Linked DNA regions of Mus musculus: region 1 is linked to region 2. The links are chromatin loops, found by intact Hi-C in ENCODE. Cell type or tissue: left cerebral cortex. All regions are shown on one strand. Links, peaks and the distances in the headings refer to the core of each region. The heading gives the core; the rest is flanking DNA.

Evidence for each region. Hi-C counts contacts between places; a loop is a spot of excess contacts. Peaks named below come from ENCODE experiments on the same cell type or tissue, not always from the same donor. Only the 100,000 strongest peaks of a DNase experiment are listed, where the experiment ranks them.
Region 1: it touches region 2 in a loop (6-fold over the local background); 3 of 42 quality-filtered maps call a loop at or near these places.

The regions. Positions count from the first base shown.
Region 1 is chr2:76,964,999-76,973,340 of GRCm38, reverse strand. It overlaps Ttn (titin), which reads left to right. Exons shown (of 313, transcript NM_011652.3): 7 at 3,390-3,720; 8 at 4,049-4,201; 9 at 4,808-4,945; 10 at 6,156-6,287; 11 at 7,427-7,564; 12 at 8,113-8,250. Among named protein-coding and RNA genes, the nearest start is that of Ttn, 13 kb to the left of the region's middle. In left cerebral cortex, for the core only: CTCF peaks have their summits at 2,436 and 4,214 (motif pointing right); DNase peaks (open chromatin) are centred at 2,049, 2,478 and 4,228; H3K4me3 peaks cover 578 bases.
Region 2 is chr2:78,017,974-78,026,315 of GRCm38, reverse strand. No RefSeq gene overlaps it. Among named protein-coding and RNA genes, the nearest start is that of 4930440I19Rik, 29 kb to the left of the region's middle. In left cerebral cortex, for the core only: a CTCF peak has its summit at 4,138 (motif pointing right); a DNase peak (open chromatin) is centred at 4,290.

The DNA of each region.
Region 1 (8,342 bases), core at 274-8,273, 1.1 Mb after region 2:
AAGTGGATTTCTCCTCTTAGCTAAAATGTAGGTATTTTCTGAGGTGAGCCTATATCATCAGTGCTCAGAAATTATACAATCAAATAGGAATTACCCATGGCAACTGAAACTTTGAGATTTAGTCTATAATGAGGCTTTTAATATAATGAGCTAAAAAAACTCTACGAAATCTGAGCACACCCCCCCATGCACAATGTATTTTAATCAACTCAAATGAATTAAGATGATATAGATCAAGTCCTCTTGCTATGAAAACTAAAGTGCCATAATGAGATAGTTGGCCTAAAAAAAAAAAATCCAAATTCACTGTAAAGTCACTGTAATCAAAATGATATGATGGGTCTAAGGTATAGCCTAGTGGAATATTGCTCACCTGGGTATGTGAGGATCCGTATTGATGCCCAACTGTGTAAAATGGAGAGCAGCAGACCAGCACATTAAGGACACAGATAGACTAGAGAGCACAGGAGTAGATTTCAGTGTATAGGGGATTTGTTTTTTAATCAAGGGGAAGGGTATTTTACTTCACAAATAAGACTGGCCTAATTAGGTGTCTGTAAGGAAGAAGGCAAAGCCAGGCTCAGCCTCACGATTTACAGAGTAAGTGGTATCTTGATTAAGGTTAAAAAACTAAAGGGAGGCCAGCAAGATGTTTTGGTGGGCAGTGGCGCTCACCACCAAGCTGCGGTCAATCCTTGGCACCTCACTGGTGGACAGAAAGAACTGACTCCCTAACCTCTACATACCTGCGCGCGCGCGCACACACACACACACACACACACACACACTCACGGAGACACACACAGACACACGTGCACACAAATAAATGAATTAAGCACTTGCTAAAAACGAAAAAGTTAGAGGAAATGTTTATAGGGGAGAGCTTTTAAAAATAGGCTTGCAGATCCCCAACGAAAATTCAGACACCTCTATGGCAAAAAGCAAGGTCATTGTCTGACTGAATAGTACATTTATGTGAGGGAGAAAAAAAAAAGCCATGCTCCTTTCTGAAGACGAGTCATTGTTGCTGCCTTCTCACAGAGAACATCAACTAGCTACAATGTGAACAATGCCAGACCAGAAACAGGCTGCAGGCTGGCCAGGCTGCAGGGTTAACTGAACAAGACCTTGTAAGCCATCTACACACAGGCAGTACTGGAGGGCGACATAGGAGGGACTTGTAACAAAGAACAGAAAATAGGGACAATGCCGACTACCAGATGTATTTAGGAGTCCACCAACTAATTTCTGATGGAACAAAGAATCATGCAGTACAAATTTTAAAATGTGGGGAATGATGTGAATGCTCAAAAACGTACCATAACATGCTAAGTGTCTTCTAATTTTTTGTTTTGGTCACTTAAAAATAATTGAAGATAATTTGGCCAGAACTAACACAAAATCTTAACCAAAGCTCAGTTTTAAAAAGATACCTATCATTTTTTTTTAATGTGTTTACTTTCGGGCTGTGTACTGGTTTGTATACCATGAAATCACTCACAACACAGGCCAAATGTAATCGCTGGGAGGTAACAGCTTTCTTGTATCTCATACTCAATGCGAGGGTCATTTAGAATTACAGACATTTCCTGACCGCCAAGGAGCACAGTAGACATCTTAGCCTTCTGGGAGTCTATTAGTAGGGATTCGGTGACTTAGTCTGCAAATTTTGCTTTAAAATAATTACAAAATATAAATGCCAGCTTGTGAAGAAAATAATGGTTTTCCCGGATCGACTCCTTCCTAAAATGTTCCACGGCTTAATTTTGATTCTTGTTGTAGATAAAGCAAGCATATTTCACTGGACGAGGCGCATTGTCGCTAGCTGTGACCGAGTGATTATTTTTTTTTATTGTAAGTGCAAAAATAAGCACTTTCTGGTAATGGCTCAAATTACATTGATTTTCACAGTTATGGGCTTACCTGAAGCCCGCTGTTAATCACTCACATAATGCTAATCATGTCGCAAGCTCTTTCTTAATTAAACCCACTTAGTAAGGAACAGCAAGAACAAAGCAAGTCCAAACTAGGAAGCTCTGCCTCTCTGCCTTTCTTCCATTGACGTGGACTCCACACCATTCTAACCTGGTCTTTGTTTTATTTCCAAGACAATTTCTTTTTACGGTAGAGCCATATTTGTTAGCCCACCCTTCAGCTTTGATTACAATTTCTTTCCTAAAATGTAAATTGGGTTTTTTTCCCCACACGGCCTTTCACAAGAAAATGATTAAATGTTTCTTGATGAAATAGGCTGATGTAATATTCTGCAAAATTATTCTGTATTTTAAAGAAGATATTACTGGACCTTCAGCTTAATTGGGAGAATTGTTTTATTTATGATTGATGTAAACTAAATACCCTAAGCAAGTGCCGGAATACACTGATAAACATGGCCCCGTGTGAAGAATTTGTAAAGCAACACTGCCACCAAGAGGTAAAATAGGGAAAAACAAATTAATTGAAAATTAATCTTGAAAAACCTATTATGTTCAGATAGCTGATCTGTACTTAGTATGATTGCTAACGATAACAATCTAGCTTTTGGGCTACCATTGTCAGCGTTCAGTGCCCACAGCCTTTGATAGCTCCTATTTGCATTTTGCATACACACACACACAAGGCAACCAGTGAAAACTATTTTGGAAGAAGATACTTTATCAATGTAATGAAAAGGCTTCAGAGTAGCTGATTTGCCAGATAGTCCTAATATTATGTAAAGGACGTTCCCAGTGCAATAAGGGGACGGTGAGGTTAGAAATAAACTCAGAGGAATTAAAAAGAGTTAACCACAAGCACTTTGGGCTAGAACAGCAGTCCCCTGCTGCAGAGCTCAGCCAGTTCCCAAAACAATTCTGCAAAGCTCAGCAAGAAAGCTTCCACCTGACCTGGAAATTCACAAGATACAGAAGTGGTTTCGACTGTGGAGAGATAAGGGGAAAGGGGACAAGGGGGAGGGTGGGGAGGACAAAAGGAGGGGGACGTGTGGGTTATTTTTAGTCGAGAATGGCACAAGCATTCGGTTACTAAAACCATGTAACACCCACAAAATAGTCTCTCATGCCCAACTGAAGCTGGGAACACACTGTCCTTTCTGTGGCGATGTTTTAAGGGAGTTACTTTTACTGTCTCTCCTCCCCCCCACCATGCCTGAAAATGAGATGGGGCACACAGATCTTTAGCTTACTTAGAATTAAGTAAATGTGGGGCTTATTGATATTTAAAACAAATTGGCTTCAGGTTCGTGATGTACCCTCGAGATAGGTTATGGAAACTCACATTTTAACGCCGCACCTTAAAGTGCTGCCAAATTTCCATTCCACCATCTAATCCGCACCACACCTGCTGGGGTGCCTTGCCCCACGCTCTGACCTCTGCCGCTGGGTTTCCAGGTCCGTGTCTCCAGCGGGGAGGATCTCCACTTCCCCGATCAGATCCGTGAAGTCGCCACTGCTCATTCGCAAGACTCAGACCACCACCATGGCCACAGGCCCCGAGGTGCCTCCCCCTTGGAAGCAAGAGGGCTACGTGGCCTCCTCGACTGAGGCTGAGATGAGAGAGACGACAATGACAAGCTCTACCCAGATCAGAAGAGAAGAGAGGTGGGAAGGGAGATACGGGGTCCAGGAGCAAGTGACCATCAGTGGAGCCGCGGCTGCTGCGGCCAGTGCGTCGGTCAGCTCGTCATTCACGGCAGGAGCCATCACCACTGGGACTAAGGAGGTACCGTCAGAACCCTTTCCTTTCTCCATTTCATCTTCTGGTTCCTCTGATCCAGTTTCAGGCATGGACTGCACAGGTTAGAGAGGAAATGCATAGGAGCCTAAAACTACAATCAATATGGTTGTCCTTTATCAAAGCATCTTTTTTGAGTCAAAGACTAATCTGTGAGGCTGGCATAATGTATGAATTTTAATGGTGCTGGCCTTGTCTTTCTGGGCAATGATAGGTAAATTACATATGCATATATTTTGCTCTTCCTGGTCATTAAGGGTTTGTAACTTTTCTACCATGGGTGTTGTTTTAGAAAGCATTGTACTTGTTGATACAGGTGAAACAAGAGACAGACAAGAGTGCAGCTGTTGCGACTGTCGTTGCTGCTGTTGATATGGCCAGAGTGAGAGAACCAGCCATCAGTGCTGTAGAGCAAACTGCTCAGAGGACAACCACGACTGCTGTGCATATACAACCTGCTCAAGAACAGGTAAGCACAAAGCCACCAGGGGGTGCTAGAACGGCCCCGGCTCAACTCTGCTCTTAGTAATTGGACATACAAATCCCCTGCTGAACCACACAGTGCTGAAGGCAGTGGCCCAGGCTTTAAAAGCTTCCCGAGGAAGCTAGAAATATCAAATGTGTTTAAGCTGTAAATATCACAGGAGCAGACCGGGTCAGAAGAAATACCTGGGCTGTGTGAGGCGAGCAAAAGTTAACTACTGTTTTCAAGGCATCCAGGGACTGTGGGAGCCTGGCAGACATGAAACAAAAGGCAGGTCAAATCTGAGTGCAGATTTCCATAGCTAGTTGTGGAAGCTACATTTTCAAGGGTTGGCATTAGATTTCTCTAAGTTCCCGGAAGGACCACGGCTTTTACTTTCCTCAAAACAAATGTGACATTTTGATTCTCGGCTGCAAAGCAATATAAATGCAAGGCCACCTCATGTGTAAACAGGCTCTGTTAGTCTAAAAGCTCTCTCACTCTCCTCCCTGTCCTGTGGGTTGATTGTTACCGCTTGGTCCTGATGTAGCAGCGTACACTTCCAAGTGGTGTGGACTGAAATGGCTCCTTTCTTTTGTCAATGAAAATCAGGCGAGAAAAGAGGCGGAGAAGACCGCAGTAACCAAGGTTGTAGTTGCTGCCGATAAAGCCAAGGAACAGGAACTAAAATCACGAACCAGAGAAGTGATGGTGACAACGCAAGAGCAGACTCACATATCTCATGAGCAGGTGGGGTGAACTTTGATTTGCAAATGTGCCAACACCTAAGATGACCTTTTACTGTGAAGCAGGTTAATTCTAGGGCCACGTGTCTAGTTTCACACAAATAGCATCCTCCTCTCATGTATGTCTATTCCTGAGCACTTGACACCAGTGCCCCTTAGAGTCACTAAGTATTCCTACTGGAAATAAAATGAGGATTCATCTCATCTAACATATATATATAGTGTAAATCATTTACACTGATTATAGGTTAAATGTGTGGCTATGGATAGGGAACAGGCAGAGTGAGAACGGAAAGATGATGCAGGTGTTGTGGATGAAACAGGCAAGAATGTAAGGGAAAACAGAATATGCTACATTAAAAGCTTGGTGCCGCTTCCTGACCCCTTGGACATTAGCACATGGGTTTCATATAGGATGTATGACATACATACCTACATGTAGTAGGTTGAATAGTGAGAGGTTGGACTAAAAAGCACTTGTGGACAGATGGGAGAAGGCCTGTTGGTAGAACTGTTGGTCAGGGGAGACAGTTGATTATAGGATAATTTGAGAAAATTAATTTTCAAGTCCCTTTCTGCCCTGTGGTCCTGAGGTTCAGTGATAAGATACCCAAGGATGGGAAGGACTTACTCTTTAGACATCAAATGGAAGTGAAACATCCTTCCATGGCTCAGGATTGGAGCAATACATTGACCAAGATAGTAACCAAAATTGTGTCTCCATTTTAGACAAGCCTTGATATTCAAAACCATTATTGTATGTTTAAAAAAAAAAAAGACAAAATAGAGTAGGAAGGCAGACTGTAAATTATGCTTGGATTTTCACATTAAAGTAAGGAGCCAGGCAAAATTACTCCTTGAGACTTCCGTAGTAATATTCTGAGGTGTAAGATTACTTTTGGCTGATAGAATTAGCACCTAATTAAATTACCATATGACCACCTATAGAAGGCACAAATCTTGCTAAGGTAGGTAGCCACTGTCTGTAAAACAAGCAGTCCTGAGTCCGACATTCCATTTCCCCTAAAGAGACTAATGCATGGTTCAGAGAGCAAACAAATGTGCTCGTATTAATTAAGATGTGAAGATTTAATTAACGATATCAGAAAGGGAGGTTCACTCTCTCGATTTCCTACTTTGTTGGATCTGATGCTGGGTTAGCCCCATTGTAGATTTGGAAACAATAAGGTCCTGTTTTTATTCATTGATTGCAGATAAGAAAAGAAACTGAAAAAGCATTTGTACCAAAGGTAGTGATCTCCGCAACCAAAGCCAAAGAGCAAGAAACTAGAATCACGGGAGAAATTACTACAAAACAAGAGCAAAAGCGAATAACTCAAGAAACAGTAAGTCTGGCTTTGATCCTTACAAATGGCTCATTTCCAGTCATCAGCTGTGTGTACATTATACCCAGAGCTTCAGACCAGACTCTCTTTCGTGTCTCTTCCTCCTACTGTTGACCAGTGTCCAGGGTTAGAACTCTTTTGTGTTCACTGTTCTGTGTCCACGTGAGCAGTGCACGTAAACTGTGCTCGAACAGTTTTGGAGGTTATCCTAGAACTTCAGATCAGACATAAACAGAAGGTGCACCGCACTTCTGCCACTAGCCACTAGCACATCAGTTTTGCACATGTAACCTGAGTCCTCCGTCACTCAGATTGGGACATTTAGCCATTGTGCAGTTGTAAGACACATACCTATCTATGCTCACCTGCTGACACACATGCACACACCTTAGCCCCAAGCACTTTAACTAAGCAGCAGTTGCCCATTAGAGAAGACAGCACCCATAATTCCTGGGTGATAAACACTGAAGTAAACATATAGGATATAGGAAGACATAGCCTATGTATGATATATATGTATATAAACACATGTATATGCAATGAATGTGTGTATATATATATATATATATGAGATTGATGTCACTGAAGACTACTTTTCTTCCCTCTGTCACCAAGCTTGAAGGGACAGGAGCTTTTATTTTGAATTCTTTGACCCATGCTGTCCTCAGAGCTCCTGTCTGATCTAAGAGCTACTTTCTTTTGAGAACATTGTACTTATAAAAAGGCTAACCATAGTCATCTGCCCAGGTTTCCCTTACCTTGTCCTCAGGACAAAAGGGACTTCGTGTGGCCTGGGAGTCAGGCCAGGCAAGATTGGAGCATAGGAATCTTTGTGACCATTGCAACATAGCAGACTGATGAGTTCAGCCAACCTCAGTTTTCAGCCATTCAGCAACAACAGCCATAGCCCAAAGAGATCACCTTTTCAGTCCTGGCATAATTTATTAAGTTTGGCAGCAATGTTTATTGCTCAGAAAAGCAGCGGCAGGTGGTAAGCCCACACTTAGACCTCTGACACAGGGGGTGTGACATTTTCTACCTCATCACTGAGCCTTCCGCATTCTGAATATGGCCTGGCCGTCTTACTGTTCCTTATGGGACCTTTAAACTCAAACCTTCATTTTACTCCACAATGTCAGATAAGACAGGAAACTGAGGAAATTGCTGCATCCATGGTAGTGGTTGCCACCGCCAAGTCCACAAAACTAGAGGCAGCTGTGGGAGTTCAAGAAGAGACTGCCATACAACAGGATCAAATGCACCTCACTCATGAACAGGTGATGACTTCCTGCTGGTGTGAAAGTCACCCGTGCATCACGTCACCGTCACCTGCAGCCATCCACGTCATCACGGCTCTTAAGCATCTCTTCTCTCCACAGTCTCACGGCCCCTTACCACCCATCTGGCTTTCACTCTCATTCCTAACTCTCAGCTTTTCTTTGGATTGCTACTAATAGATCATAATTCAACTTAATGTCTTCCTGTGAAGGCAGACTCCAGAATTCAAGACAAAATTATGTAGTTTTAAGTGTCTATTAGAACGCTGCATAGGTTATAATGTAAAGTGTGTGACAGAAAGAGGGGATATGTATGTCTCCGTTGTTCTTTTCTAATCCCATTTTTCCTTATAGCTGTACCCATGTTGGTATTTTTGCCAGGAAATACTATGGATAGTCATGACAATCCAATGATGTTTAATGAAATATCTATGGATAATAGGAAAAACTCTGCCTCTTTTTTCCCAGTTAATTTGTTTTTTTTTTAATTAGAGACTCATGAGATTTATTGACATTTTCTTACCTTTCTCTTGAAATCATATAACTAGATGATGAAGGAAACTAGGAAAACAGTGGTACCCAAAGTCATAGTTGCCACGCCCAAGATTAAAGAGCAAGATTTAGTATCAAGAAGTAGAGAAGCCATCACTACCAAAAGAGATCAAGTTCAAATAACTCAGGAAAAGGTGAATTAACACATGTGAAAAGTTCATCTTTAAGCTAATGTCTAGTAAACCATTAACTATTACATAGTATGAATTATTAATCTGTTTTTCTG
Region 2 (8,342 bases), core at 277-8,276:
AGAGAATTGTGACTATCAGCCACATAGGGGCAGGGCCCCCAAACCCCGCCACATGTAGATGAGGCACCCTTAAGATCTCAGACAAAGTCAACAGGAAACACCACACCAGCTGTCAGACCCCAACCCATCCCAAAACTATATATATACAATCCTATCCAGAAGGAATAAAGATGTGTGAGAATTACTCCATCGCCTAAGAGCATCCGTCTGTCCTGTAAGAGCTGTAACACTTCCTGGGGAAAGAACGCTTTCGATGCTAGAAGCTCCCCTGCACCTCTGCTTACTAGCTGAGCCCTCTACCAGCTCCGGAGGCTCAGTGCAGCAGGACAGCAGCAGCACCAGAGCAGCTGCAGCAATTGCACTTCCCCCTCGCTGGAACTGCCTGGACCAGAAATCTCGGCAGAGAGTGTTGGGCGCACAGACCGGCAAGCAATCAGACAAATGCACTCTGCAGTCGCTGGTAAATGTTTGTTATCCTTGAGTCTCAATAGTCTCAGAAATATAAACGATAACACGGGTGATTTTTCTTTTCCATTTTAATGTTTTTAAGACAAAGTGAACATACGGTGTATGTGCTAGAATTGTGAATCTCTGCTATATCTTTCCAAGTTGGGTAAAATATAGATAAGATTGGAAAGGCCAATTTAATGTAATCGGATGCCTCAACATATATTTGAAAGCATCATGTTCATAAGTTAATAATTGTTCATTGGGTTCCTGTCAGGTGGCAAGCGCAGCACAGGACACTAAATTGTAAGGAAAAGTCTAAGTACAACCTGGAACAAAAAAGCAGAATGGGAAATGAAGAGATTGAAGGTTTGGGTGTTCAAACCTGCATCACATCACAGAGCAAGACAAGAAAAGCCTGCTCTTTAGGTTGGGGCTTATTGAAATAAGAACAATATTCATAACCTACTGTGATATGACCTTAGTGATACACAAAAGAATAACTTTCATTTTACTGAGTGTAATTACATATTTTATATCCAATAAGGTAAAAGATAATATGTAAATATAAAGGTGTGTGAATCTGTGTGTGTTTCATGCAGTAGCTATGCTTTTAGAGGTACTATTGTTTAAGCCAGAGCAGCATAAAGCAAGTAAGTTAAGTTCAATTCCAAGAACTCTTACATAGTAATGGCCACTAGCTGTGGAGACCAAAAATCATGGGGACAGCATTAAAGGGACTAAAGATGAGAAAATATAAAAGTAGATAAGCCTGAGGTATTTGGGCTGCCACATTCCCGAGTTTATGATTTCCTCTAAGATTGTATAATGTTTAAAGTCTTAGACTAGAGAAAAATAGATCATCTATAGAGTAGAGATTTCAGAAGTACCCATACTCATGATCAGTAAATACTGTATAAATGTATGAAATTTTCAAAATTAAAAAAATTATTCATAAAAGAATGATTAGCCTAGAAAGGAAAAGGCTCTGCCCTTTCCACAACGGAAGTGGTTCAGTTTAGTCAGTCTGTCACGAAGACCCTGGTTGGCCCTGCTGGGGAATAGTGTTAAATCAGCGACTCAGTGCTGATTCCTTCTGATGGAAACTTTCAATTAGCAGCCATAGTCAGGTCAGCCTCATGTGGTTGGGTCGAAGCCTAAGTCCCTTTGTGATTAGCTTCAATGGTCAACTTGACATGATCTAGAGTCTAGTTTCAGTGAGGAACCTTCTAGATCCGGTTGACCTGCAGACATGTCTTGGGAGGTGGGGGTATCTTGATTAATTTATGTGGAAGACCAAGCTCGTCACAGATGTCTCTGGGTTTGGGTCCTGGAGTATGTAAGAATGAATGGAGAGTAAGAACGGAATGCTAAGTATGCATGTGTGTATTAATTCTCAGCTTTCCTCTGACAGTGGAAGTTTCTGCTTCAAGTTCCTGTCTTGACTTTCCCACAATGATGGACTGCAATGTGGGATTGTAAGCCAAACAAACCCTTTCTCAAAACAAAATAAACAAATTTAAAAAAAAAATTATCCAGTCTATCCATCCATGGGCCTTGGAAGATGATTCTGTGGATAAAATGATTCCCTTGACAATGTGAGGGTCAGAGTTCAGATCTCCAGCCACCATGTAAATCCCAGGTGTGTGTGGCACTCCGTGGGCAAATCTAGTGCTGAGAAGGCAGAAATGAGCATCTCCCTGAGCAAACTGGCAAATTATATCAGCTATGGCAGTAAGCTTTGGTTCATTTGAGATGGCCTCAATAAATGAGGAAAAGAGCAGTCCATCTCAACATCAGCCTCCACACTCACATGTCCAAATATATCTGCATACCCACAGATGTGCAGACACATATTAGTGCAATATGTGTGTATATATATACATATATAATGTATATATGATGTATGCCATATGCATATATATATAATAATGATACAATATATGATGCAATGCCTCTACCTCCTGAGTGCTGAGATTAAAGACGTGTACACACACCACCATGCCTGGCTTCTAAATTATTTCTTAAACTCAAATGATTTCTGCAAACTATGAAATATATTTTAATAAGAAAATTCCATTAAATACACATATGGATATACACATATATACATATATTCATATATGCAAAAATACACATGTTCACATATGCATATATTCATAAAAGGGTTCATAAAAGGGTTGTACTGACGGTCAAGGTATACTGTGTGTAAAATAGCTAGTGTATTATCAGTGGGGAAAAGCAGAAAAGAATAAGTAGATCTCACATATTTTCTCAGAAAATAATATATTTGCTCATATGTATGCAAATATGTATAAATAGATAGAAAATTGACTGGAAAATATACACCACAGTAAAAGTTATTATTATGGGTGAGGAGAATGAGATTTGAGTAAAACTTACTTTTTATCTTTTTCCTATATTGTTTAATATTTTAATGCCGGGAGTTCATTCCAGTAAAACAAGCATACAAGAAATAAAATGCTTGAGTGATATAATACTATATCAATTTATCATTTCTGCATAATGTGTAGATGTAGTTCTCTCTGAATTATTCTTTATTTCTTTTTCCACGACAGGATTTCTTTGTGTAACAGCATGAGCTGTTCTGGAACTCACTCTGTAGACCAAGTTGGCCTTGAACCTTTGCCTCTGCCTCCTGAGTGCTGAGATTAAAGGCATACACCACCATGCCCAGCTTCTAACTTATTTTTTAAACTCAAATGATTTCTGCAAATATGCCCTTAGCTTGGCACTATTGCACCACACCTGCTGAGGGCACAAATTGTACACACCAAATGGCGTGAACAATCTAATGTTGTTCCACTAGACAAAGAAATCTGTGTGGCATCTGGAGTTATCACACTGAAGATGTCTTCATTAGTTTGATTGATAAGTGACTTGGTAGCCCCAGTTCTGCAATGTGAGCATCTGTGTGCTCCCTGTGTCTTTCCAAATAGAAGCTCTTCACCCTAAAACCAGAAGCGCTGCGCTGTATTTAGACACACCCTTCTAATATTTAGATGTCTAATCAGGCCTTAGTCATTTGGTTAAGTTGGTTGTTTGGTTGGTTGGTTGATTGGCTGCGTTTGGTTTGGTTGGATTTTCAAGACAGAGTTTCTCTGTGTACCTTTGACTGCCCTAGAACTTGCTCTGTAGACCAGGCTGGCCTTGAACTCACAGAGATCCACGTGCCTCTGCCTCTCAAGTCCTGGGATTAGAGGTGTGTGCCACCATTGTGTCAGCTCAGGCTTTCTAATTATATTCATTTGGATCAGTTACTAAACTTTCCTAATGTTTTTTTTTTCTTTAAACTACAAAGAACAGCCACACTTTGCCTCAGTTGGTATGAAGAGCAAATAAGGTCACATGTGAAGACATTTTCTTTCATGTGAAAAGCACTCTATAAAATCAACTATTATGGATGGGATTTTTCCTGATGGAATTATGTGAGAATATTAAAGCAAAGACCCTAAGGAGATTTGCCAATATAAAGCTTTTTAAAAATGCAACATATATGTTATTCCCTGTATGGCTGTATAAAATAGTCATTCTGTCCCCTTTCCTATTGTTACTAATTAGCATGTAAACTACTGTATACACTCAGCATCATTTTGTGTCATTTTAAGCAAAATTCACTATATTTAAGGAAGATTCTGAATTTCCAAACTTTTCTTCACCTGATTGACTAGAATATAATATCATACCACAAGGGGTCAGTATTTCTTTTTGAAATTCCTCGGCCCTAAGCCCTCAATATGCTGGGATAAAGCGATGCGGCATCCCTTCTCAGGTCTAGATTCCAGGGACTTAGCATCCATGTCAAGACCAGCTCACAACCACTGGGGTGGGGGATCATGGCATTACACCTCTGAAAACACTCAAATAATTCCCCAAACAAGGTCACCGGGTAAAACGGCTGGAGGGATGTATTGTTGCCAACAGAATGGAAAAACAAAACAAAACAAAACAAAACAAATACATGGTTCTGGCTCTGGTTACCAAAGCTGTCTTGGTGTTATAAGCAGGTCAGAGAACACATTGCTGTTGTAACAACAGCAGCAATTAGTGGGTGTGAGAGAAACAAGACTAAGTGTTACTTCACCACCCTAATAGGGTCCATTTGGGAAATGTCAAGTAAAGAAAATCGTTGTCTCCTTGGAAACAGACAGCAGGAATCCTTTCCCAAGTGCTCCCCACTCCATGCTTACAGTACTGACTTATAGGAACTTCAGTTTAAAAGTACAGATGCAATAGATATATAACTCCATAGTTCTTTATATGATGGTGCTAATGACTTCTTATTCAGGGGTCAATTCAGAGGTCAGTAGGGATACCCGCTCTAAGGCTGAAAGAGTAAATACAGAAGACATAGCAGCAGCATGAGTCAAGCCTATCAATAACAGAAATGAGACAAAGCATAAGTCAGAGGGCAAAGTAGACTAACCTCCTTGGGGAAATGACATTCTCCCTTTGCCAAACACATTAAGTCACAGTTAGCTCATTATTTACACCTAGATAGGTTGTAGTCCTGAAACGCAATTAGATAAACAGCGAGGGCTGAGATGGAGCCAAAATTAAACTCCAAAAGACTAAGTCCAGAGCCAGGGCAACATCTGCAAGCAGGGTCCACTGCTCCCTGCAGGGCTAGGTCTAGACTACAATTCAAGATGCATGTTCAAATATTCCACAACTATTGCCCTAGGGCTGGGGAAACTGCATGGTTTGAGGGGGGAAGGGGGGTCTCAAGATCCTCTACACTCTAACCCAGCTTCTACCACCTCCAAAGGAAGGGAACTTGACTGAAAACTATGGAAGACTATTTCATTTTATAATCTAGGAAAACATTGAGAAAGCTCTATCAGTTTGATGCAAAGTCTATTTTTAGATACCTTCTATCCATGGCTGCTTGTTTCTCAAAGACATGCAGGAAACCACAGGTGTTTAAATTAATTTTTTTTTGTTCATGTGTTGGTTTGGATGGTTGAGACAGAGTCTTACTATGTAGCCATGGCTGTTCTGGAACTCACTGTGTAAGCCATGCTGACCTCAAACTTACAGAGATCTGGCATTAAATTCGGAGTTTTGCGTGGAGAGCTTTTGGGGGCCCACTTGGCAGGAAATTGACATTGGGCCAGGACAAGGAAATGGACTTCAGGCAGGAATTTGACATTGGGCCAGGACAGGGAAGTAAGATCAGGCAGGAATCTGATTTTAGCCTAGAACAAAGAAGTAGGCTTCAGGTAAGAATATGACTTTGGGTTATGACAGGAAAGTAGGCTCAGATAGCTTGATAAGTAAGCCCTTAGAAGCAATGATCGCTGGACTTTGTTTATTGTCTTGTTTGTTCCTTGACTATTTGTGTTTATTACCTTGCTTGTTCCTTAACCTAGAACTGAACTTATTACGATCATGTATCAAAATGGTATAAAAGCATACTAGGGAAAAATAAACCTGCTTCAGCCTCAGAACTGGTTAGGGTCAGTTCTAGCTGCTCCAATCTTTATTACATAGAGAAAGAAAAGGCTTCTACCCTTTTAATGCTAAGTGAATTAAACCCATGTTTGAAAGAAAAAAAGCTTTGTTTATTTTAATAAAACTAAACCTGCCTTGTCCTTATCATAGGACCTGTTCTGTCCCATGGTAAGGAGAAGCCTGCCTGCTCCTTCGGCTCTGTGACATCTTTTTTCCTCTTTCCCTCTGCATTCTGAACTTTGCTCTCTTAGTATTTTATGTTACCTATAATTTCTAAGTTATTCCACTCTGCATTTTCCTTCTAATCTAAAAAGTGTTCTGTCTTAAAACTTCTCCTCAGCTCAGTTCTTCTCACCTCCGCTCCCCTCATCTCAGTTCCTCAAATCTGACTCTTCTCTTTGTCCTCAGCCCTTAAACATCATTCAGAATGCGTGATCACATGTTAAAAAGTTCTTCAAAAGTTCACACAGAAAATCAAATCATAAATTGAAATAGAAGTTTACACCAGAGAATGTTTGCATGCATATCCATTAGGAGTAATTATCTGGCTAAACACCCATCACTTGTCTCAGCTCCACAGGTTCACTGAAGGTTTAAAACCATAACTAAGTTATAAGTGAAGTTTTTTTTTTTCCATTTTTTATTAGGTATTTAACTCATTTACATTTCCAATGCTATACCAAAAGTCCCCCATATCCACCCACCCCCACTCCCCTGCCCACCCACTCCCCCTTTTTGGCCCTGGTATTCCCCTGTACTGGGGCATATAAAGTTTGCAAGTCCAATGGGCCTCTCTTTCCAGTGATGGCCGACTAGGCCATCTTTTGATATATATGCAGCTAGAGTCAAGAGCTCCGGGGTACTGGTTAGCTCATAATGTTGTTCCACCTATAGGGTTGCAGATCCCTTTAGCTCCTTGGCTACTTTCTCTAGCTCCTCCATTGGGAGCCCTATGATCCATCCATTAGCTGACTGTGAGCATCCACTTCTGTGTTTGCTGGGCCCCGGCATAGTCTCACAAGAGACAGCTACATCTGCGTCCTTTCAATAAAATCTTGCTAGTGTATGCAATGGTGTCAGCGTTTGGATGCTGATTATGGGGTGGATCCCTGGCTATGGCAGTCTCTACATGGTCCATCCTTTCATCTCAGCTCCAAACTCCGTCTCTGTAACTCCTTCCATGGGTGTTTTGTTCCCAAATCTAAGGAGGGGCATAGTGTCCACACTTCAGTCTTCATTCTCCTTGAGTTTCATGTGTTTAGCAAATTATATCTTATATCTTGGGTATCCTAGGTTTGGGGCTAATATCCACTTATCAGTGAATACATATTGTGTGAGTTTCTTTGTGAATGTGTTACCTCACTCAGGATGATGCCCTCCAGGTCCATCCATTTGGCTAGGAATTTCATAAATTCATTCTTTTTAATAGCTGAGTAGTACTCCATTGTGTAGATGTACCACATTTTCTGTATCCATTCCTCTGTTGAGGGGCATCTAGGTTCTTTCCAGCTTCTGGCTATTATAAATAAGGCTGCTATGAACATAGTGGAGCATGTGTCCTTCTTACCTGTTGGGGCATCTTCTGGATATATGCCCAGGAGAGGTATTGCTGGATCCTCCGGTAGTACTATGTCCAGTTTTCTGAGGAACCGCCAGACTGATTTCCAGAGTGGTTGTACAAGCCTGCACTCCCACCAACAATGGAGGAGTGTTCCTCTTTCTCCACATCCTCGCCAGCATCTGCTGTCACCTGAATTTTTGATCTTAGCCATTCTGACTGGTGTGAGGTGGAATCTCAGGGTTGTTTTGATTTGCATTTCCCTGATGATTAAGGATGTTGAACATTTTTTCAAGTGCTTCTCTGCCATTCGGTATTCCTCAGGTGAGAATTCTTTGTTCAGTTCTGAGCCCCATTTTTTAATGGGGTTATTTGATTTTCTGAAGTCCACCTTCTTGAGTTCTTTATATATGTTGGATATTAGTCCCCTATCTGATTTAGGATAGGTAAAGATCCTTTCCCAATCTGTTGGTGGTCTTTTTGTCTTATTGACGGTGTCTTTTGCCTTGCAGAAACTTTGGAGTTTCATTAGGTCCCATTTGTCGATTCTCGATCTTACAGCACAAGCCATTGCTGTTCTGTTCAGGAATTTTTCCCCTGTGCCCATATCTTCAAGGCTTTTCCCCACTTTCTCCTCTATAAGTTTCAGTGTCTCTGGTTTTATGTGAAGTTCCTTGATCCACTTAGATTTGACCTTAGTACAAGGAGATAAGTATGGATCGATTCGCATTCTTCTACACGATAACAACCAGTTGTGCCAGCACCAATTGTTGAAAATGCTGTCTTTCTTCCACTGGATGGTTTTAGCTCCCTTGTCGAAGATCAAGTGACCATAGGTGTGTGGGTTCATTTCTGGATCTTC